Regions from separate parts of the Mus musculus genome. Here regions 1 and 2 are each linked to region 3. A link is a loop called in an ENCODE intact Hi-C map of the cell type or tissue named here. Cell type or tissue: left cerebral cortex. All regions are shown on one strand.

Region 1 (8,000 bases), 150 kb after region 3:
TGCTCAAATCAGACCCAGTGTGTCTCTTCTTTGCAGTCTACAGATCCAGATGTAGAACTCTCAGGTGACTCTCCAGCACCATGCCTGCCTGCATGCCACCAGGCTTCTTGCCATGATGATAATGGACTAAACTTCTGAACTGTAAGCCAGCCCCACTTTAATGTTTTCCTTTCTATGAGTTGCCATGGTCATGGTGTCTCTTCACAGCAGCAAAACCTTAATACACCCCAGTCACTGGCTTCAAGTCAGCCAGTTGGGGATGTCGCTTTCCTACACACTTGCAGAACTTTGGATTCAGTCCAGGAGAATGACCGAATAAGACACGGGAGGAAACCTGAAATGAAAGATAAGGCGACACACCAATAAAAGATTGGTGGGGGAGATAGAGATGGGAGGAATGTGAGAGAGAGTCTATGTGTGCTGTAAAAGACTGAAGCGTTACAAGAAGATCTAGTCTCGATTTCCTTTTATGTTGGGCAGCTCTGAAGATCAGGTTTCCTTGTCATGGCTTTGGGCTACTCCCTTGCTTTTTATTATTATTATTCTGTCTACTTGTACACATCAGACCAGATGGGACCCCAGGATTGGATCACATCAGTCTTCCAAGTCTATACTCATAGAGCACCTGTCACCTGTCACCCAGGCTACTAGGGAATAATAGTGTACAAAGGAGCTCATGTCCTTGTGGCTATACATATAAAACTGGAAAAGCAAACGTTAAAGTCAGCCTCAGAATCACTGCTATAAGATATTAGATAAGATATAGCCCAAGAGGCATCCTGGCATGCAAACAATTAGCCTGGGGAGTAGAGAGAGTGGCTTCTTAGCCACACCGATTAAAGAGGCCACCATCAAAAAAATGAGCACTGAAAACCAGGACTGAGCTGAGAGCACAGTGGGTAAAGTTCTTGCCGTACAAGCTTAAGGGCCGGTGTTCAAGTCAAAGAACCCAAGTAAAATGGGTAGGCGTGGTAGTTTGCACGTGTGATCCTTGTCATGGGAGTCTGGGGTAAAGAGAAGCATTCACACTATCTCAGGGGTTCTCAACTTGTGGGTCACATTTCAGATATCCTGAATATCAGATATTTACATTATGATTCTTAACAGTAACAAAATTACAGTTATGACGTAGTAATGAAACAATTTTATAGTTGGGGGTCACCCCAACATGAGGTATTAAACTGTATTAAAGGGTCATAGCTTTAGGAAGGTTGAGAACCACAGCCCTGGAATCAGCGAGTTCTAGACCAAACAAACATACACACACACACACACACACACACACACATACACACACACACATAGACATACACACATAGACATACACACATGCACAAGCACATAATAAATAAATAAGTAAACAAATAAGTAAAAAACCGGAATGTACCAATTATTGACGAAGGCTTGGAAAAGTTGGAACCTTCATGGGAAACGATATGATGACTGCTCAAAAGACTAGGCCCAGACTATTCCCAGACAACTCTCAATTCCACTCTAGGATCTCAAAGAGATTCTCTTAAGTTTTAAAAAGGAAGAAAATTCTGGCACAGCCTGAAGCTGAAGAATGCACTTTGAGAACATTATGCTAATTTAGCTAGTCACTGCAAAGCAAATACTATATAATCCACTTACATAAGGGACCTGGAGTAGTCAAAGACATAGAAAATGCAGTGGGGTTTGAGGGTTTGGGGGAAGGGAGGCAGGGCAGGGCATGTGGTTTAGCAAGTTTAGAGTTACAGTTTTAAAATAGGAAAAGAATATTCTAGACCAGTTGCACAATACTGCAAGCATACTTAATACTCCAAAACTAAACACTTCAAAATGGTTAAGATGGTAAATCATGACATGTGGATTTTACCACAATTTAAATTGTGTTTAAAATGCAGATTAAGATAATTACGTCTGCTTTGGGGCTAGACATTCCTCCGTGTCTAATCATTTGTGTCTTATCTACATAGAGAGAAATGTCTTTCAAATTTCAGAGTCTAAGCTACTGCAAAGATTAATTCAATGCAGCCTGTGGGAACCAGGTCCAGGCAGAAATAGATGGGTGGTGGTGGTTGTTGTTTTGTTTTGTTGTTGTTTTTGTTTGTTTGTTTGTTTGTTTGGGGTTTTGGGCTTTTTGTGTTTTGTTGATGTCGCAGTGATGCCAAAGCTCAGAGAGCTTGAGAGACACTGCTGTCTGTGGAGTTAGTTTTTCTGAGTCAGTTCTACCTTTCTGTATTTAGCAAGGAACTCAGCTGCCAGCCCAAAGCAGGGCTCTCACTTAGGATTACGGAAGGGGCATTTAGAAACACCTGTGATTCAGTGCGGTTACTCCCCACCCCCACCCACCCCCACCCCCCCACCCCGCCCGGGGAAAGATTCTTATTGCTCTGAAAGGCTCAGCCCAGGGTGAGTTTTAAGGATTCTTGAGCAGTGCTGGTTAAAAGCTGCTAGCTGAGATGTTTAAATGTTAAGTGAGCCTTCTCCTCAGTCTACCTGTTCCTGCTTTGGCTGCAACCCGCCCACACAGACTGCCCTTTCTCTGTCCTCTCTGCTGCCCTCAGCCCACATTCCGTTGCTGTGATGATGTAAGTACTTGAAGGTGGCTGATGATTAAGGGAACACGGTGCCCTCTAATCAAGCGTAGCCAGCAGGTATTAAATGCCGTCTGAAATCTCAAATCATATCCTTTTGTGCCAATTAGCTTTGTGCCCTGAAATTTCTGACCTTTGGCCTGAGCTACCGTTTTCCTTCGCGTCACACATCATCCCCTGCAGAAGAAGCCCAGGAAAAGGTGGGTGAGTCATCTAGCTCCTCCTACTCTAGTGGCTGGGCAGGGGATTTGCGGAATATATATTCAATGGTATACCACCTATATGTTTGCTAACTATAGACACTTGTTGCAAACCTACTAGGTACTGGGCATATGTTAAGATGTGTGAATAAAATCAGCAAGTCACTCTAGAGAGATGACTCAGAGGTTAAGAGCACTTCCAGAGGACCCAGGTTCAATTCTCAGCATCTGCATGGTGGATCAGAAATCATGTCATTCTTCCAGGGGATATGACGCCCTCTTCTGGCCTTCTTGGACACCACACATGTATAATATATAGACATGCACAGAGGAAAAACATACACATGAATAAATTCTTTATTTTTTTAATTTAATTTTGAAATAAATATATAGATATTTTATTTTTACAAAATAAAATTAATAGTTCTCTCTCTCTCTCTCTCTCTCTCTCTCTCTCTCTCTCTCTCTCTCTCTCTCTCTCTCTCTCTCTCTCTGTCTCTTTGTCAGCAAGTATATCCCCAGCTGTGGAAATTACACTCTGCCTAAATATTGTCAAAATCCAAAGATATCCTATAAAAATATGTTAAGATAATAAGCTTTATGTTGAATGAGGTAATTTTATTTTACTTTTTTAGTCTTGTAATTCAGCAAACCCAGGACTTCAGGCATGCTAGAAAGGTCTAGGTTACTTTTAACCACAATTAAAATTAATTAAAAGAAAACAAAAGACTTAGCCAGGTGCGCACACCTGTAAATCCTAACACTGGGAAGGGTGAGGCAGGAGAATTATGGATTCCAGGTCTGCCTGGGATGTTTTACAAGACACACACACACACACACACACAATCAATTAAAAATAAATGTGTGTCTCAAATGCAAAATAAGAATAAAGAACTCATTTGCATTATCAGGCTAACCTTTGCTCTGGTCAAAGAAACATCTTAAAGCATATTTTTAAAATTCTCTTGATTATATTGAAAAAAATCCTGGAGCCACCAGAAGTTATCACACCATCAGTGTCCTAAGCTATCTGCAATGTCAGACTTGAAAGTTTATTCAACCTCTGTAGCATGGGGTCAGGTGGGTCTGAGGAGAAAACACCACATTACAAACACTGATTGCTTCTTGCTTTAGCTTGCTAATGTAATCTGCTTTGCAGATTGGAATTAGCATAATCTCCCTGGTGATGCCGGCCAAACACGGTCAGAGATGCAGTGATGCAGTGCTGTTTGGGGAGTTGGTTTTGCTCTTCATTGGGTAAATTAGTTTAAGTGAGCAAGGGAAGACCTTGCACTTTCTTGCCAGGGTTGGCAGGGACAACCACTCCACTGCCCTTTCCTTCTTCAAACAGTAAGCGGTGAGCATTCATAGGCTGCAGAACACAGTCCTGCCTAAGTGCTGCTGGCCCAAGAACATTTAAAACAAGTCTGTGGTCACCAGGGTTATGATTTCTTCCCCAGCTCCATTTGACCTTGCAGAAGGAAACTGAATAGCTGGAATGCTTGGGACAATTACATTTAGGGTATGCTATCTATAAAGAATCCAAGCTGCGCCCCTTCTAGCAATATGTGCTTGCACACACCTACACATAAGTACAAATTTTCTGAACACTAATTTTCTTTTGATTTTGTGCTGGCCTCTCTCATCTGTTCTAATTCTCTCTAAATCTGTGCCAGGCACAGGGTTCCAGTGTTCACTGGGATATGCTTCATGCCTATCTGACTTTGGACTTCTTGGAGCTCCTTGGTTATGAATTATTACCCTCCTTTCATATTGCTCATTGATAAGGACTGACTACGGATGAGAAATGGATGCTGTAACCACCTTGGAGCCCTGAGGGGCCTGTGGCACGTTCTGGATCTTGAGAAGAATTCTTGTAGAGTGAGTAGGCTGTGTGGGGAGTTGTAGCTGTGGCTCTTAGCTTTAGTGTGGTGATTTGAACATGCTTAGCCCAGGGAGTGGCACTATTAGGAGGCGGGGGGCCTTATGAGAGGAAGTGTGTCACTGCAGGGGTGGGCTTTGAGAGCTTCCTCCTATTTGCTTGAGGAAGCCAGTCTTCTCCTGTTTGCCCTTGGAACAAGATATAGAACTCTCAGCTCTTCCAGCGCCATGCCTGCCTTGATGGTAATGGACTGAACCTCAGAACCAGTAAGCCAGCCTCAATTAAATGTTGTCCTTTATAAAGAGTTGCCTTGGTCATGGTCTCTGTTCACAGCATGGAAACCCTGGCTAAGACACTTAGCTTTACCCATCCTCACCAGATCTTGGCCATCAACCCACAGAGATTTCCCCCACTGATGCCAGCCTGGCCACTCTACATTAAGCTTCCATCTTAATCTTCTGGAACCATCTTATTTATACCCAGCCATCGTTGTTCTTCCACTCATAACCCAGGACAGAGCACATTGTCTTCTGAGCAAGATATTAGCTGAGACATTCATCCAACAGAGAAAGGAGAGCCTGGACCTGAGAATACTTACTCGTTTGTCATTTTTGTGATCGTACAACTCAAGAGGAATGTGGGGCTTTGGCTTATCTGCTGTGAAGGAAGAAGAGCAAGGAGACTCTGCTACCAATGGGATCTCTTTCTCTCTGGAAAGGCACTTCCCATGGAGTGTATCACTGACCTCTAACACCTCTGGTGAAGCCTATCTTCACTCTCTCCTGATTTGGCTATTTCCATCATCGCTATTGTTCTCCTCCAGGTTAATGACACAGTTCTGTGGTGATTTTCTTGAGTGTCTCACTCAAAGACTGTTCAGATTTTAACTTGCAAGTACTTGAGAGCAAGCCACCTGAATTGCATCCTAATGAAAGGTCAAGGGGATTATCAGTGTACAACTGATTTTTTTTTCCTGTGCGTATTTCCCCTAATTAGGATGTCTTCATTCTGTCTCTCCTGACATAAAAATAGTACTTGTTCATTATTTTAAAATTCAGGCAGAATAGAAATACATGAAAAAGTAAAACCTCTTAATAATCCTACCAACTTTGGAAATTTTTACCGATTGAAATATAGTTCATATGCTGTAACATTCACTTAAAAAGAAGTAGCTTGTTAGTTTGAGATTTTTGTATCTCCATTGTCTCAGTACTAAAAGGGTTGTCCAGTTATTAACACCATCCGTTTCCAGAACTTCTCTAAGACACACAAAGAACTGTAATGCCTAAAGCAGTTACCCCGTACCCCACTCCTCAGTCCATAGCCATCACTAGCCTGTTTCCTGGATTTGTCTATTTTGAATGCCAATGTAAATTAGTTCATACAATATGTGGTTGGGCTGGCTTATTTTCTCATGGCTGTGATGAAAGCAACATAGGCAGGAAGGCTTGCTTTTGTCTTAGTTTGAGGGCACAGTCGGTCCTGGTAGGGAAGTCATCCAAGCAGAATCCTACAAGGGATGGATATGGAGTCCACAGGCAGGAAACAGATATTAGTGAATACTTGTGCTCAGCTCGCTTTCTCCTTAGGTTGAGTTCTGGAACAGCCACACCACACACACACACACACACACACACACACACACACACACACACACACAAGAAGAGCACCCACATTTAGAGTGGCGTTCCCACTCCAGTTAACCTGATCCAGATAAACCTTCACAGTCATCCTCAGAGACTTGTTTTGCAATGACTCTCAATCTGGTCACACTGACAACACAAACCACCATGGTGGTCCCTCTTGACACGAGGCTTTCAACACAGCATCTCAACATTCAGCCGCAAGTAATCATATTTTACTTTTTTCTGTGCCTGTCTGACTAGTCCACATTTCTTTTTGCCCCATACTTATAGATTTATTAGATATTTTCTTTATTTACATTTCAAATGCTATCCCCTTTCCTTGTTTCCCCTCCAAAAATCCCCTATCCCTTTCCCTCCTCCCCCTGCTCCCCAACCCACCCACTCCTGCTTCCTGGCCCTGGCATTCCCCTGTACTGGGGCATAGAACCTCCACAGGACCTCTCCTCCCGTTGATGACTGACTAGGCCATCCTCTGCTACATATGCAGATAGAGACACGAGTCCCACCATGTGGTTTTGATTGGTGGTTTAGTCCAAGGGAGCTCTGGGGGTACTGGTAAGCACAGGGTCCCCAATGAAGGAGCTAGAGAAAGTACCGAAAGAACTGAAGGGGTTTGCAGCCCCAGAGGAGGAACAACAATATGAACTAACCAGAGCTCCCTTGGACTGGCCCACATTTCTTATCTACCTAGTTTTTATTCACTGCTGAACATTTGAAGCCCACATTTAGGTTATTGTGAGTAATGGTGATTTGAACTTTCCTAAGGAAGGATTTGTGTGAATACGATTCAACTTCCTTGACCTGCGTGCTTTTGTGAATAAGCTCGAACCATTGCTGCATACCTCTTTATTGACAGGAAAATCTATTATGACATACTGTTCTCCCCAACTGCTGGCTCTGCTTTCCCATACAGAATTAGAAGGCCCTCCAGTCACCAAATGACTTGAGTGACCTCTGTTGGAAGAAAACATGGCACACACTGATTCACCTGGCCTACATGTCACTGTCCTTGACAAGTGACCTAACCAACTGGATCAAAAACTTCATGGATGTGGCAATGCTGAAGTTTTCCCAGACTCCCTTTCTTTCTTCCTCTGCCATGGGTAGGGACGTCTCAAACCTGGGCCCTATAATGAATGGACACTGGGAGCTGAAAAACAGAGCCATGTTCCCTAATAACCAGTGTAGGGAAATTAACATTATAAGTAATCAAGATTTGCCTTTTACAGTCATGACTATGGCAAAGCTGACTAGTGCATGGGCAAGTCATTTATTATCTTCTTTTCTTACCCAAGAGTGTGTAGTCTTTACACATATAAACTCATATAAACTCTCGGTTTGTTCCAGAAACTGAGATGCCAACAGATTAAGTGATTTATAAATAAATAAATAAATAAATAAATAAAGTAAATAATAAGAGAGTCAAAGTCAACCACTGTTTTTACATTTATTTGAGAGGGGCATGTACCACAGCACACACAAGGTAAGAGGACAACGTTCCAGTGTTGGTTCTCTCTCTCTGCTCTGTGTGTTCTGGAGATCAAACTCAGGTAGCAGCAGCTTAAGCAGCAAGTGCCTTTATCCTCTGAGCCATCTTGCCAGCCCTCCAAGTTAATTTTTAGATCTAATTTTCCATCAAGACGAAGGAAGAGGTAGTTCTGAAGAGCCCACCAAAACGTTCAGAATTCCCTCT
Region 2 (8,000 bases), 110 kb after region 3:
AAGACATTGATAAGACCCTCTCAGGACTTTTTACAAGAGAGGAACCTTGAAGCATGAGCATTGGAAAGTGTACAGTAAATCTGACTCCACAAGAAGACAAAATGCTATAGGAGAGAAATAACTTTCAGAGACCATGTTGCATGGCCTTTCTCATGCAAAGAAGGAGAAGCTGGGGTTCTGTGGTTCCTTAACAACAAGGCTGAGACAAGATTCTCATATACTTCTTCCATTACGTTTCTAGCTCTGTGCTTTCCCAAAAGCCCAGAACTTAGAAAGCTAAACGTATGTCCAATGCATATAAAAGGAAATAAAATATTGGAAGAAGTGCCACTCTAGATTTCATCTAGGCAAAGTACCAAGTAATATCATTTGTCTTAGGAATCAGCCTTGTGGCCACTCATGAAGTACTTGCCAGTTGAGATACGTAGCTGCTTTATTGACTCTTATTCTACAAAGACAAAAATTCCATTCCTAAGTTGTAATGTATATGTAGATAACATGTTGTTTGATACCAAAATAGTCATTCTCTACCCCCCCAGAGAACAATAGGATTAGTGGATGCTAATACCAATGCTAATGTTAGCCTATTACAAATGTGTCATGCTGTGGCTCTATTCTGATTTGTGCCTTGAGACACAGATTTCATATCACTCACAAATTACAGTATCTATTTAGTTTTTATAGGCTGCAGTATGTTCCACACTAATATTTCAATTTAATCTTTTCTCTCTTGAAGATTTATTTTGTCTGACAACCCACATATACCATGTAATCAAAACAACCTAGACATTAGACATCTGGGCCATAGTGTGTTGGTCCTCCTCCATGATAAAACAGCTTATTGAATGTTCCTGCATGCTAGGCGCCATGATACAGAAAGAGCAGGCAGGAGATACTGGAGAGAAGCTTACAAGGGGGAATTGGTCAAGTCATTTGCCCTTGGCAGGGCTCTTAAACTGTGGGAGAAACAGACCTCTGGCTCAATTATTAAAGTTCAGTATGGTTCAGTGTAAAGAGATAGGAAGCAGGGAGCTTATGAAGAATTGGACTTGAACTGTGTATCAGGGAGCTCCCACTTGAACCAAGACTCAAAAGAAATTATATATCAGCCAGAGAAGAGGAAGGGCATTTATAAAGCAACCAGCATGTGAAAAAGTCTAGAGAGGTGGAGGAAGTGTTTGGAAAATAATTGAGTGTTTATTTGGATGAACCTAGAATCCTTGGAACCTAGAAGGTTGGAGCAGGAAAAACGCAAAAATTCAAAAAGCATTCCAACATCCTGGGGAGGCTCTGGGTATTGTGCTGTGGAGTTTAGACTTGCTTCTCTAGGAAAATGCACTTTTATGTGGCATAGGAACTTAATCCTGTAGGTTCAGGAAAGCCAGTGACAGGAAGCAGGAGGTACTGCTATGTTGCATGCAGCAATGCAACAGCAAGAACTAAAGGGCTGGACCACAAAACTTGCAATCACTGTGATTATGGCATCTGTTGGTAAAGAATCCCAAGAGATGTCTTTTATTGACTGTGTCATTGTCGGTGTCCGTACCTGAAATGCTGGGCTATGGCAAGACTAGAGTCACCCTTGCCTTATTTCAAGCAGTTGTCCATAACATAGGGTTACCTATAACATTCATATAAGCAACTGGCATGTCTCCCAGGGACCTATATTTAGTTCTTTCTTCCTACTTTTTTCTTTCTAATGACTTTGTATGCTGACCCCTTTCCTCTGCTCTAGGCTGGTCAATAACCAGGATGAGATTTAGAGACAGCAATGACGTAGCATCACATGGGAAAACAAAGAAATCCACCATCCCAATGAGAAAACGAGAGATAGTGAATTACTATAAACAGCAGTATATGATCTCCAAATTCAGAGCTCACTGGTAAATGGCAGATTAGAGGGGGAGGGAAGATTAAGCAGGGAGACATTTGCTTATACCCAACACTGTGTCTTAGGGCCTGAGAATGGGGGCATTGCCCACACAGCCAGCTTGCGGGTCTGTTTGCTAGATGCTGGAATGAACAAAGTCTGTAGAGAGGACAGTACAGAGGGAGAACCTCCCTCTGCCTTCCCATTAGCAGCTCTGCTTGTGTGAGGTTGTCTCCCCTGAAAGCTGAACGAAAAAAGAACCAGTGGCTCCCATGTCTACCCAAGAAGCTAAGGCCTTGACTTCTGTGGTGAAGTCAAATGTGGCCAAGGACTCTCTCTGAGTCTGAGAAGCCACATTCATCAATTTCTTCCTATCATGTGTCAGTATGAAGACAGAGAGGCAGATATACGTTTCCTTGACCCCTAAAACATGTTCCCCTCTAAACAAGAGGTCAGACATAGCTAAGTAGAAGACAGGAAATGTCAAATAAACATCTTATCCAGAAAAACTTAGATTTTTAGAGAGGCATCAACCACTCTTGCAGTACAAGTGCATCCAAACATTGCATGGGACGCTCTTACAATAAATAAGCTGTTGTTCCAAAATTAAATAAAACTAGAGATTGCATGCTTTCTGTCAGCCCTTACTCTATGGAGCATAGACTCACATCTCCACATCTGAGTCAAGGTCTCAGAATCCTAGACATGGAGGAGAACTCTAAAATCAGTCAGTCCATCATCTTAAATGAATCCATGATGAAACTGAGGAGACCCAAAGAATTGCCAGAACTCACCCCAAGTCACACTATTAATTAACAGGAGACAGGGAATACAGCACATCCCGAGGCTCCTATCGCAGTGTTTCCCCCAACCCACCCTCAGCTGTCACCCTAAGCCCTTTTTGTCCCTTGGCTCACTAGCTCCCAAATTACTCAAAATCCCCCAAGGGCAAAGGAATCATTTCTTTTAATATCTCTTTCCAATGCTTTATGAGCCCTGGCAGAACAGTCGGTATAGAGGAGCTGGCCATGTGGCTAAATTACCTGGACACCAGCCACCACTCTCTCCTCACACCTTCTGCCTGAGAGTCTGTTGTGGCATTCTGTTTGTTTGTCTGTTTGTTTGCTTGTTTGGGTTGTTGTTGCCGCTTTGGCTCCTGGGAGGTTGGTACCAGCCGTTAGCCAGGTGTAAAAATTATTGTCAACACCCCAAAGGCTATGAACTGTAATTTTTCTAGATAACATAGCTTTTGGGAAGAATCGTGAGGTAATGAGTTCAAGAAAAACACACCTGAGGCCTGGGGCTGTGTGAAAGACAATTCTGTTTTAATCAGCTTCCCTTTGTCCGGAGCTTCCTGCCAAGAGCCAGTGAGGCTCGGAAGAGTCCCCTTCTCTCCTTTCCCCTGCTTCCCTCTTGTGGACAAGCGGGCAAGCCATCATGACAGTGGTTAGGAGGAGGGAATAAGACCTCTGTGGCCACACAGACTGATACCTCTGATGTCTTCATTGCTTGGGGGATATGTTTAATCAGTTCTTGACAAATGGGGGAAACAGCAGCTTCAGAGACTTCTATCCATCTCACATCCCACACGATTTTATCCCCCAAAATAAAACCCACCCCCCAGCCCCTTGTCTAATCTCCACATTCCTGATTTCCTTTTATTATAACCCACTAAAGATGTTGATTTCTTAGAATCAATGCCTTACACTTCTGGGAACCAGGTTGCACTAGTCTACTTAGAAGAGACCACAGGTACTAAAGCAGGATGCTGGGATGTCTGTTGATGAGAGTGGTATTTATTTAGTACCTACTATCTCTTCCTCTACTCACAAGCTACACAGTTCCTCTCTTGTATCTATGACCTTCAGGGCAGTCAGTGAAACAGATACTGGGATTTCTGCCCACTTCACCAATGAGGAAGGGAGGCCTGAGAACTTTAAATAACCCCCATAATCTCCCGTGGGAACAGTGGGATTGGGATGCAGGCTCAAGAAGATCTGGCTGTGGACTGGAGAAAGACTTTCTACACCGATGAAATGGTCTGCTGCGTGTCCAATATGGCAGATATCAGTGACAAGAAGCTACTGAGCATTTGAATTGTAACTATTGTAAATAAGGATCTAAAGTTTTACTTGTTTTCTACTTTTAATTTAAAAAGTCACTAACGACAAGAAGCAACTCTGCTAAACCAAATGATGTATAATGTAGTACCTGTATTATTCTAGTTGACTGGGCTCCATATCTGCTGAGCCACACATGTGCATTCACGCATAACCCCCCAAGTATATCAAGGATGTATTTAGCTCTATCATCCACTTGGACCTCATTGCACACACTGGAAAGCTGATAGTTGATGTCTGTCCTGTTTGATTCCGTAAGGCAGGAGGAGATGAATTGATAATATAGGAGACATGGGCTCTTTGCTCTGTAAGTAACAGATCACATCATTTTTTGCAACTTCCTTCTCTTGCCCTGTTCAAGGACAGAACCATACTCTAGGATCTCAAAGACCCCTTCCAGCTTTACACTCTGGGGTTGGAAATGTCCCTCAGAGCTCCCCTCCACCATCAAAGGGGCACATGGGCAGACAAGAGCTGCAGGTGAGGAGACTGGCACCAGCACTGATTGCCTGGGAAACAGACAGCAAGCGTGCTTGATTGTACACATCCAACACCTCATAATATATAGGGTTCTTTTTTTAGCGCCCTAATCAGAAATTCATTTGCATAATTAACATCTTTAGGAATAATTGCAAATGACACATCTGTTCACATCGCCCCCTCCTTGGCAAACTATGTGTTATAAACATAGTTTCTTTGGCTTTGTAAACACATGATGCCTGGCCTTTCCTTGTTGCTGTTGTTACTTGCCATTCTGGGGAATTTACCGCCCTCAGTGACCCAAATCTCTATAGTCTCATGCTGTTGGGGGTTGAACTAGTTACTCTTCTATTGCTGAGAAGAGACATCATGACCAAGGCAACTTATGAAAGTATTTAATTATAGTTTCAGAGGGTGAGTTCATGACCATCATGGCAGGAGCATGGCAGTAAACAGGAAGGCACAACACTGAAGCAATAGCTGAGGGCTTGAATCCTATCTCCAAATTGGAAACAGAGAGAGAAACTGGGTCTGGTGGAGGCATTTGAAAGCTTGCTGTCTAGTTAGTGGAATGGGGTCATTCTCCTTCAAACCACCATAGCAGTAGTAGGATCTGTTACCAAATGCCCATTTTTGACTAACCACAGAGCAAGATTATTAACTTTGGCTCCCTGGACCAAGGTTTCAGAGAATGCGTGAAATTTTATAAACCTCTGGATAAAAAAGGAAGATATAAGTATGTGTTCTGAGGTGAAGATTCCCAACTTCTATCAGTTGCAATAAATGTCCATACCTGCCCATATGCATACACAAATGGCTCACAATCACATATCATATGATTTTATTCATATGAAAGTCCAGGACAAAGTATCCACAAGGATAAAGACTTTCTAAAGGGTAGGGTATGGAAAAATGGAAAGATGAGGAATGATATCTAAATATGGAATGTATTCTTAAGGGGATCCAAATATTCTAAAACTGACTGATAGTCACTACACATATCTATGACTGTACTAGAAATCATAGAACCATATGTTTTAAGTGGCATGTGAACTGTATTTCAATTAGACTCTTTTAAAAGGATAATCAAGAACTACTTAGAAAAAAAGAGCCACAAGCTATAGATATGTACAAAAAAATAATAATGCTGAGTTCTCTCTGTTATTAGAAAGCCTTGAATGATACCAACTGTAGTCCTCCTGGTTTGATTGTGCAGCTTACAGCCTCCTTGATGGCATGAAAAGGAAGCTCCAGACAGCATTGGCCAAACTCTAATGAACACAACAAGAGCTCCATGATGACTTTTAATATTCAGTGGCCCAACATTCTCCTGATGGTCGTGTATTAACTGCTTTTTATCACAGTGACCAAATACCTGAGAAAATGGCCAAAAGGAAGGAAGAAACAGTTCGGACTCAGAATTTCTGAGGTTTCTATCCACCATCATGTGACAAGGCAAAATCATCCTGCTGATAGGAAATGGTGGAGAAAAATGGATTATTTTATCATAGCCCAAAAAAAACAGGAAATGAAAGAAGAGTCCTGGAACAAGATATGAACTTCCCACCTCAGCCCAGTGACTTGCGTCCTCCAGCTAGATCCTACTTCCTACAGCCCATCACTGGACTACATGGGTGAACGTAGAGTCCTTGTGATCCATTCTCCATTCTACATCTCAGGACTAAGTCTTCAACTCATGAGCTTTGTTTATGACAGAAGGACATTTTTCATATATATAAAATATAACACCTATGGCTAACACAGCTCTAGACCTAATGCAATAGTAGAACTATTTGAGATTCAGAGGCAAGGCTTTAAGATGGCTTCCAAGACACTGCCCTGAGACCACTATGAAAAGGAAACCAGTACCACCAACCTCACTGAAAACTACCACAGAGGCACCAGATCACACTTAGTACCATCTGCCACATTCATGAAGGAAGCCATCTTGGATCCTCCAGTTCAACCCAGCCATACAGTGATCCAGATAAAGACAATACAGGAGCCATTTGGTCAACCCATAGGACTTGGCAAATTACAAATCACTATGACTTTTAGTAACTACATTTGAGACATTGATATACAACAGCAGGAAGCAGAAGGATTAAAACACATAACATGGGGTCTCTCTCAGACATCTTGGGCTTATTAGTCATGCTCCAGTCAAGCTTTTCTTCTACATATGCATGGCAATGTCACCACACGTATAGCTTTTGTTGCTGATCTGCCATGTGAAGAAGGCAAGAAATGTCCCCGTTAAGGATCTCTTTAAATTTTCACTGACTTCATTTCTCAGGATGCCTTGTCTGGGCAGCCTCAGGGTGTTTGGTGTTTTATTGTACTGAACTTGGGTCATATTTTCTCCCTGATGTGAGGGTTATGATTCGGGTTTAAGATTGGAAGAATGCTAATGCAGGGTGCCTGGAAAGAGAGAAAGGAAATGGGGGTGGTAGCAGTAAGAGGGAACAGTATTCCCCTACCTTGACTCTCAGCCCATAGCAAAAGTCTAATTCAAGGAAAAGGTAGTATGGAGATTTGTGGTGTTTCATCTATGTTTTTATCTTTACTGGGTTCAGACTCACCAAGGAAACACATCCCTGCCTGTGTCTATGAGTGTGTTTCTAGGAATGTTTAACTAAAGAAGAAAGACCCAGCCTGTATGTAGATGGCAAAATCCCAGGGACTGAGGGTCCCCAGCTGAATGAAAGCAGAGAGCTGAACACGACCATTCATCTCACTGTTTCCAGACTACGGATGCAATATACCAGCTACTCCTGCAGTTCTGCCTTTCCCACCGTGGTGAAGTGTATCCTCACATGTGAGCCAGAATCAACCCATCCTTCCACAAACAAATCCTTGGTTCCCTGCCACAGCAGCAAAATAATAATAATAACAACAACAATGAGTAGGAGATTAGTTTGTTATAATTGCTGTTATTGTTTTGGTTAAGTTTGTTTTGGATGTTAATGGCTCTGGAGATGGAACCCAGAGCCTTACAAATGTTAGGCAAACACTCTACCACAGAGCTGTATCCTCAGCATGAAGGTCTAATTTTGAGAGAAGAGAGCTGACGCTGGAAGCTGAAAGAGAGTTGCCACATCTGCTCTAGTAGCTTTAGAGGCCAGGAGGGAGAGCGGGCTGGCAGTCTCTCCTCCCTTCTGCCCCACACTGCCATGTATACAGACAATCACAATCACCTGCTTCCTCACGAGGAACATGACATAGTGGAGTCTCAGTCTCAATGAAGACACAGTCAAGCTGTAAGGTCCCCTGACAAGCCGAAAGACTGTATGAGCCCCTCTTCAAAGCAAAATCACAGCTTTATTAGAGATTGTTGGTGAAGGTAACATGCAAATATTTTCTTCCCTCTGTCCCTGCAAGGGATCGCTTCCAAGACAACTCCCATCACTTGAAAGTCAAAACTCAGGTTCTCAACGCCCCTCTTTAAAGTGGCATAGTAAGGACTGGAGAGATAGTTCATCAATTAAAAACACAAGTTGAGGTCCTGGATTCGGATCCTAGCACTCACA
Region 3 (8,000 bases):
CCTTCCTTCCTTCCTTCCTTTCTTTCTTTTCTTTTCCTTTTTTCTTTTTCTTTTTCTTTTTTTCTTTTTCTTTTGAAACAGGGTTTCTCTGTAGCCTTGGCTGTCCAGGAGCTTGCTCTGCAGACCAGGCTGCCCTCAAACTTGAACAGAGATCCTTCTGCCTCCGCTGGATTTAAAGGTGTGCACCATCACTACCCAGTACTTATTCAGTGACTTTCTAAATCCTAACGTAGTCATCAATATTCATATGAGATGCCACCTTGATGATGTATGAGCCTCCACGTTTGTAGTGAGAATCGAGACAGCCCTTTATTCCACGTGGTGATTTACTCAAAGAACAAGACAGTATCCACAGTGGCTTTCTCCACCCCAAACCACGACCACAGAACTCTTTGCTGCTTGCACTCTGGAAAAGACGGCAATGCTGACTTCTGACTCTGGGTCACACTGGAAAGAACATGGTGTCTTGTTCTGCTGTCACATGCCACTTGCCACGAGACAGCTTGAAGTAAGCCTCTCCAGGTAAATAGCCACCCTTTATAGTTTTGAGCTGTCCGATTTTATCCAGACTTTCGCATTTCCTTGACAGTGAAAAGGAGCGGTTCTTTCCACGAAGATGCCGAGGAAAGGAACTCTCTCTTACCTCTGAGAAAGCTATGTCATATACTCACAAAGATATTTCAGCAAAGATGCAATGATCTGAGCTAAACACGGCAGCTAAAATAAATGTTATATAAGAAAAGCAAAAATGAGAGCAACTAAGGAATAGTGTTGAGGTCAAGTCCGTATACCTGCTAACTTTGTTTTTAAAAAGAGATTGGGATGGGTTAGGAAGAGGAAGATGGCTTAAAGCACAAACACTGCTTCTGTTTATCTGAACTTGGTTCCCAGGACCCAGGTTGGGTGGCTCTCAACCACTTGTCACACCAGCTTCAGGGACATCTAGAGGTACTTCTGACCTCTAAGGGCACCTGAACTCTACTGCATAAATTCCCCTCACAATACACATAATTAAAAATTAAACTTACAAAAACAAAACCGAAAACAACCCAAAGTTCCGTTACCTGAAGTTAGTTAACATTGCTACTTGGGTAGACGGCCACTTGGTCCGGTCATGTACTTTAACGCCTGGTTTTTCTCACACTTGAATTATAAACACGCGGTGTTTACAGATTAGCAAATGGATGCCTGGGGTGTCTGACCCAGTTCACTTGAGCCCAGAGGGTGCATAAGATAAACACTTTCCTATCCAAACGCAAGCGAGTGGTGTGGAATCTTTGTCTAATTCTTTCCCAGGAATACTTACGAAGCAGGTGCCATTCATCTTGCTGGATTGTCTTGGTTAAATTGAAAGGAATGTTTCTTAAGCGGATTGGCTGAGAAAAGTGGTACTTGATTGCTGTGCATCGCTGTGCAATACCTTGGAAAAAAAAGAAGAAATGAGATTTACTAGCCTCTTCATTTGTAATAGAATTCTGGAGCCCAAGGCAGAATAATTTATCCTAAACCAGGTTGAATGGGGAAGGAGCAGGGAATCTCATGATTACTGTCATTAACAGAGGCGACTCATGGCAGCGAAAACCAAAAGCTTGGAATAGAGTTTTAAAATCACATTCCATTTTATATGCATTTATATATATATATGTATAATCACTAAATGCTTTTCAACACTGAGTTCATATGACTTAAGCACATAACTATTGAGGGAGGGGGTAGATGTGCTCAAATGTACAAACGGTTGAAGAAAACCAGCTTAGAATTCTAAATGGATGCCTGAACACCCTGTTTGAATTTAATCTAGTTTCAAACTCTCAATTAAGTTTTTCCCAAAAATTCATTAGTGTATGTGTTATTTGGAAGCTAGAAGACATTTTTTCCTTAGACAACTTTGACACGGTGGTTTAGGAAGTAATTATAATTGATGAACATAAGTTTACTTAGTCTTCCAAGAGGCTGTGTCATCCCTTAATATCACTGACTTGAACTATGATTTTTTTTCTTCCCCTCAGCTGGTGGCATAGCTGGTCCCATATATGATACCGCTATGTGTAGCCATGGGGTCGTGTGCACCCCTCATCCTCTGTACCCAGTGCTCCTATTGACTGGCCTTGGTGTCTATTCTTCCCTTCTAGTCTTCCGAATTCTATGAACAGCATCTACCGTCTCTTAAAACTCAGCAACAAACAAAACATACTTCTCTGGGTCAGTCATCTTGGCCAGTTGTCTGGATAAATGCATCTCATTAAACTGACCTTAGAAACAGTGTGTGTGTGTGTGTGTGTGTGTGTGTGTGTGTGTGTGTGTGTGTGTGTGTTGTAGCCCTTTAACTGCAGCAGCTGTTAACTAGAGAATACTCACAGATGCCAATTAATTTCTAGTGGATAGGCAAACTCCCAAAAAGTAAAAAGACAAAGTGGATTTAAAAAAAAATCATAAAGCAAAAGGAGATTAATCTTATAGAAATAAATACTTGGCAAACCTGCCAAACACTAACTAATATTAAATAGGACATAAAATATCCTAGGAAGACACAAACTCAAAGGCTAACTCAAGGCAATAGGTGAGCTATTCTGACTGTATCTATAACAAGATAAGGGATGGAGTTAGTAATTAGCTTAGTGAGACCAGCCCTGTGAGGTAAAGCCCAAGACTTGGCTGATGAGTTTTACCAAATGTTTAAACAAGAATCAGCACTCCCTCTGACTCTTCAAAAACCAAACAGAAGTGGAGGAAACACTTCCCAACTGGATCTGAAATCAAGACATCACAAGAAAGAAAACTATATAATATCTTGTGTTTGTGCCTTGGGTGTCAGTCCTCAGGTCTCTCTGCCATTTTTACCCACCCACACTCTTTTTTCTTTCTTCCTCTCTCTCTCTCTCTCTCTCTCTCTCTCTCTCTCTCTCTCTCTCTCTCTCTCTCTCTCTTTGAGACAGGACCTCTCACTGGCCTGGAACTCACTAATAGACTAGGTAGTCTGACCAGTCAGTAAGTCTTTAGAGATGAACCTGTTCCCAGTTTCCAAGTGCTGGGAGCATAACCTTTACCATCCCATCCAGCTTGGATCTCAATCTCCCCCCGACTCCCCGCCCCTGCCCTGGTCCTTTAAAAAAACAAACAGACAAACAAAAAATATCATGGGTTCTGCAGATCAAAATTGTGTCCTCTTACACAACTCCAGGAAAATATGCCACTTTCTTTGATATTTTCTATGCAAAAACTGTTCCCAATACTAGCAATCTGAACTCAGCAACATGTAAAAAGCCATGCACCATGACCAGATGAGACACATGTCGGGAATACAAATGGGTTCACTAGACAAAGTTCAGTTTATGCAGAATACCATGTATGGACCAGAAGACAGAGATGACCTGATCATCCCAATTACACATAAAAATTATCTAACAAAACCTCCGTGAGGGATGGGGAAACGGCTCAGCAGGCCAAGGGCTTGCCCCATCAGCATGATGGCTGGAGTTCAGATCCTCAACACCTACATAAATACTGGCTGGGCGTGGCAGCCCATCCTAGTCCCAGGAGAAGCCCAGAGAGAGAGAAGGTCCCCAGAGCAAGCTGACTAGCTGATCTGTTGGAACAGGCACGTTCAAGTATGGTGCTCTGCCTCAGTATCTCAGATGCAGAGTAATTTATGTGGATGGCCAACATCAAGCCCTGGTTTCTACCCGCATCCACATATACTTGTTCCTCCACAAGGGGAGATAGAGATATACCAATACACCACACACATACACATATAAAAGTAATCCAATTGACATTCACCAACGACCCCAGGAATAATTATTCCACTAAACAAAAAATGTCTGAAGTTCAGAGGTTGAGGAATTAGCCTAGGCCACAGTACAACGACATAAGCAAGTCTTAATGTGTGTGTGGTTAGACAAACTGAATTCTTTAACTTTTAGAAACTGGTGCTAATTCTACAGATTTCTACAGTTATTGCTATTCTAAAGTAAAACGGTCAATTCGATATGAAAAATCGATTTTTTTTCCAATTCAGTACCAACGTGAGCACTTTTGGAAACAAAGCTGCTTCCTGGCAGAGGGCTGTGTCTGTCTCCATTTTCCACACCTGTCGATACATTTCATTTGGGGATTAGACCAGCTACATGGCTGACTCCATGGCTTCCCCACCTGCATCTCTTAGAAGCTGCCTCATGCTGGTGAAGAGGTACGGAATTGGGAAAACAAAACAAAAACCAGCTTTCTCAGACTCAGAGATGGTTTGCCTAGAACGACTTCTGCACTTAAGACACTGTGTGCTCCCTTAAACTACTCTAAACATCCCTGGGACTGATTCTCTCCTCTGTGCCTTCATAGTACCACGCAGTCCCCCAGGAGGCAGGGCTACAGGAAGAGGGCAATCGCCTGGCCGGTGCTCTGCTGGAGTGAGACCCGAGGCTAGCAGCGCAGACATCACCAGACACACTTCATATCCCTTGGATCTTAGTCTAATTGCCAAGGACGCTGATCGAGCATCAGAAGGTGGAAAGAGAGGGAGCAGATCTGACGAGCAGCACTCAAAAGTCTCAAAGATCAGAGGTCTGGTGGGGAAGCTCTGATATCCTAAGCTCGGTATACAAGAAAATGTCCTATGTTCCCAGTGCTCCACTCCTGGGGAAAAAATGATCAGAGAGACTCCGGACTTTGGAGAAAGAGTGTGTGAAGGACGGATCCGAGGCCAGCCACAAGACTTCCGATCTCCTTCTCTTTAATACGTGTTCTACCGCCACAGCACAAAGTGAGACAGATTTGAAGAGGAAAGTGTAATTATCAGGGTTTGGCTTCCCACATCCCAAGCATTAAGCCAATAAAAACGACACAGAAAAAGACCTGCTGGTGCTGGGTGGCTCACCAAAGCTATTGACTCAGAAAGAAAGACATGGACGGACAGTCTACATGGGTGAGCATGAATTCCCTGTGGTGATGGTAAGGAGTGATACCGGCAAAATCCACTAGGAGGCGTTAGACCCCAGTGCTCTCAAAGCCACACAAGCAAACTCTGAAATCAACCTTGCTTTCTGGGCTCAGAAAGGACGAATCTGGCGCTCTGCAAAGGAGCACAGAAAGCATGAGCTCATAGCACCAGATGGCATCGCACAATGAGGGGAAAAAGCATGCAGGGGGCTGAAAAGAACAAGCCGTGGTCTATATTTGGTGAATAATTAGCTTCTTACAGGGCCAAGTAAAGCCACTTTAAGGATGCTAAAAAACCATAGAATAAGATATATAAATAAATACATCCTACTGGATGAGGAATGGAGCCTTTGGTCTGGTGAATCGTTGCTGTTTCTACTGCTGACAATAGTGAACTAGCCCCACAGCTAGTGAGTCGCGGGGACACACGGGGAGGTTAAATAAGGGAGAGACATAGCAAGTATGAGATACTACAAAACTCACAGTAATTCAACACTGAGACGTCATTCAGGCTTCGAACCTGGGCAGAGAGACAGGACGTGGGTTTGAATTACAGCTGTGTAAACTTAGCAAATCCTTTAACCTGCGCCTGAGTTCCCTCTCTTATAAAAGCAGAGGTCTGATGGCATAGACTCTGTAGGGTTATTGTGAAGGGCTTAGCCCTTTATAAACCTCAATGCTGGACTGTGAGTCATCTCTTGGCAAATGCTCACATTCATTAGACAGAACCACTGCCCCATACCAGGAGGCTGGACCCTAAATGGCCATCGCAGATTAGCTCATGTGTACAAAGGGATAAACAGAACCATGCAACAGTTGCCCGGGGCAGTGATCCAACCACTGGTCCCTCTTGCCTGTCCACTCCTGTCTTCTGTGCAAGACTCCCAGCACTGGGCTCCTGCAGAGATTGCCAACTAACGTCGATATCACTCTTCTCTCAGACAGCAGGCCACATGTGTGCCACCGCTGGTCTAATCTGCTTTGTGATCACGTACGGTGTCTGGGGCCTCAGTAATCCCTGAGAGGTCTGGAGAGATGGGCTCAGAGATAGGTTCGGTGGCTAAAAACACGGGCTGCTTTTACAGAGAACCTGGGTTTGATTCCAAGCACCCATGTGGTGACACATAGTCATGTATAAAACCACTTCCAAACGATCTAGTAGCCTCTTTTGGTCTCTGAGAGCACCAGGCACACACATGGAATACAGAGAAACATATAGGCAAGACACATACACATAAAATCCTTCCTTTAAAAAATAAGTTAAATGTAATTTGAAGTCATCTTCCTGTATTTTGCAGTATCATGTTATATTGCTTTTTACTTTTTTTAAGATTTGTGTGCTTTTATTTATGTGTATGATTGTGTTGCCTACACAAATGTATGTGCACTATGTGTCTACTGCCCAGGAAGGCCAGAAGGGGGAACCAGATATCCTGGAACTTCAGTTACTGGTGTGGTGAGCCATGGCCTGGGTTCTGGGTTCTGGATTCTCTGGAAGAGCAGTATGGGGCCATCTCTCCTGCCCCCACTATATTTTTTACAACTCTCATTTTGAGAGAGGATCTCTTTACATAGGCCTGGTTGGCCTGGAGCTTGCTGTTAGACCAGGCTGGCCTCTGCCTTCCAAGTGCTAGGATTACAGTTATGTGCCACTATTCCCAGCTTACGTGGGATTTAAATTAGTGGCTGTGAGAGTTTTACTTGCCATAATAGATGCATTTATTTAAAAATAAAGTGCTTGGCACATATAAGCATTATGTACTTATTTATTACATAGCTTTAGTGTTCGGCCAATATGCCAACTTTCCAATTTTGACAACTGAGAGAGAGAGAGAGAGAGAGAGAGAGAGAGAGAGAGAGAGAGAGAGAGATCTCATACTCCCTCAGTGCATGATATTAGGGTTTCTGTGTATCATATCACACCGTGAGAACGTGTGAATGGCTTCCCATTGACTGGAATCTCTGTAGCCCTACCTTACTGACCCTGAGAATAATTCCCAGAGGCCACTTCTGTCCTTAAAAGTATTCCATGGCAGTGCTGTGCCTGTTTCCATGACCCTCCTATTCCTACGGTGCTTGCCTTCAATTCTTCCCAAACTCAGTTCTGTCTTCTTGAGCTCATGCCTTGGTTGCCGAGTTCTGACTTTGGTCTTTTCTGGTGGGTCAGAGAGTCACCCTCTCCGCTCATGACTCAACTCCCTTATAAGCAGACGCTATGGCTTCTTTGTCAGAGCGCGGCATCTCTCAGATAAGTCTGGAAAGGGTAAAATAACAGCAAGGCCTCCGACACTTGAGAGCCTCTCGATGGCAGGTCACGACAGTATGCACTCTTCCTAAAACACTTAAGGGTCACTTGGAATTCCATAAGTGGCCCATGGGCAGAAAGTAAAGGACTCTTTGTTTCTTTAAAGCTCTGCCAGCACACACCCCAGTTTAAAGGGGGAGATCGGCCCTAGGGTTACAGGTCAGGGCAGCGGCTATGTTCTTGTCAGAGAGACTTCATCTCAGAGGGAAGCAGGTGTTAAGCAGATGAAAGAAATGTCCCCTTGTCGCTCCCTTTATCAAGAGCTGACTTGAATTGAATAAGCCAAGTGCAGTAAACTGGGCAGCTTCTACTGACTAGAAGAGCCTTGGCCAGCTGCAAGCACCTTCCGAGGGCAAACCCGTCCAGTCTACGTACTGAAAGGAGGATACGCAAGCTGAAGGGGTAAATATGAGTAGGATTGTCCAGAGGGAAGAGATGCCACGTGCTACACAATTCCAAACTTCCTAAGAGTCATATTAAAAAGTAAACAGGGGAATTGACTTTATTGTTATGTATAGACATATAAGCATAGCATTTTGATCTTCTGTGTGTAATTTGTTTATTTCTATTTGAGGTGTATTGGTGTTTGAGCTGCATGTGTGTCTGTGTGAGGGCATCAGACCCCCTGGAACTGGAGTTGCAGGCAGTTGTGAGCTGCCACGTGGGTGCTGGGAACTGAAAAGTCAATGTTCTTAACCGCTCATCCATCTCTTCAGCCACAATTTTGCTTTTTTTTATTTTTTTAATACAGAATCTCATA

What was found. Hi-C counts contacts between places; a loop is a spot of excess contacts. Peaks named below come from ENCODE experiments on the same cell type or tissue, not always from the same donor. Only the 100,000 strongest peaks of a DNase experiment are listed, where the experiment ranks them.
Region 1: it touches region 3 in a loop (2.2-fold over the local background); 9 of 42 quality-filtered maps call a loop at or near these places.
Region 2: a loop joins it to region 3, with 6 times the contacts of the local background. A loop is called at or near these places in 12 of 42 quality-filtered maps.

Annotation. Positions count from the first base shown.
Region 1 is chr17:80,828,586-80,836,585 of GRCm38, reverse strand. No RefSeq gene overlaps it. Among named protein-coding and RNA genes, the nearest start is that of Gm33596, 23 kb to the right of the region's middle. In left cerebral cortex, a CTCF peak has its summit at 3,078 (motif pointing left); DNase peaks (open chromatin) are centred at 1,608, 2,150 and 2,476; H3K27ac peaks cover 604 bases.
Region 2 is chr17:80,870,791-80,878,790 of GRCm38, reverse strand. No RefSeq gene overlaps it. Among named protein-coding and RNA genes, the nearest start is that of C230072F16Rik, 22 kb to the left of the region's middle. In left cerebral cortex, a CTCF peak has its summit at 3,294 (motif pointing left); a DNase peak (open chromatin) is centred at 3,262.
Region 3 is chr17:80,979,600-80,987,599 of GRCm38, reverse strand. It overlaps Tmem178 (transmembrane protein 178), which reads right to left. Exons shown (of 4, transcript NM_026516.2): 2 at 1,307-1,420. Among named protein-coding and RNA genes, the nearest start is that of Tmem178, 39 kb to the right of the region's middle. In left cerebral cortex, CTCF peaks have their summits at 4,979 (motif pointing right) and 6,345 (motif pointing right); DNase peaks (open chromatin) are centred at 5,024 and 5,692; H3K27ac peaks cover 2,113 bases.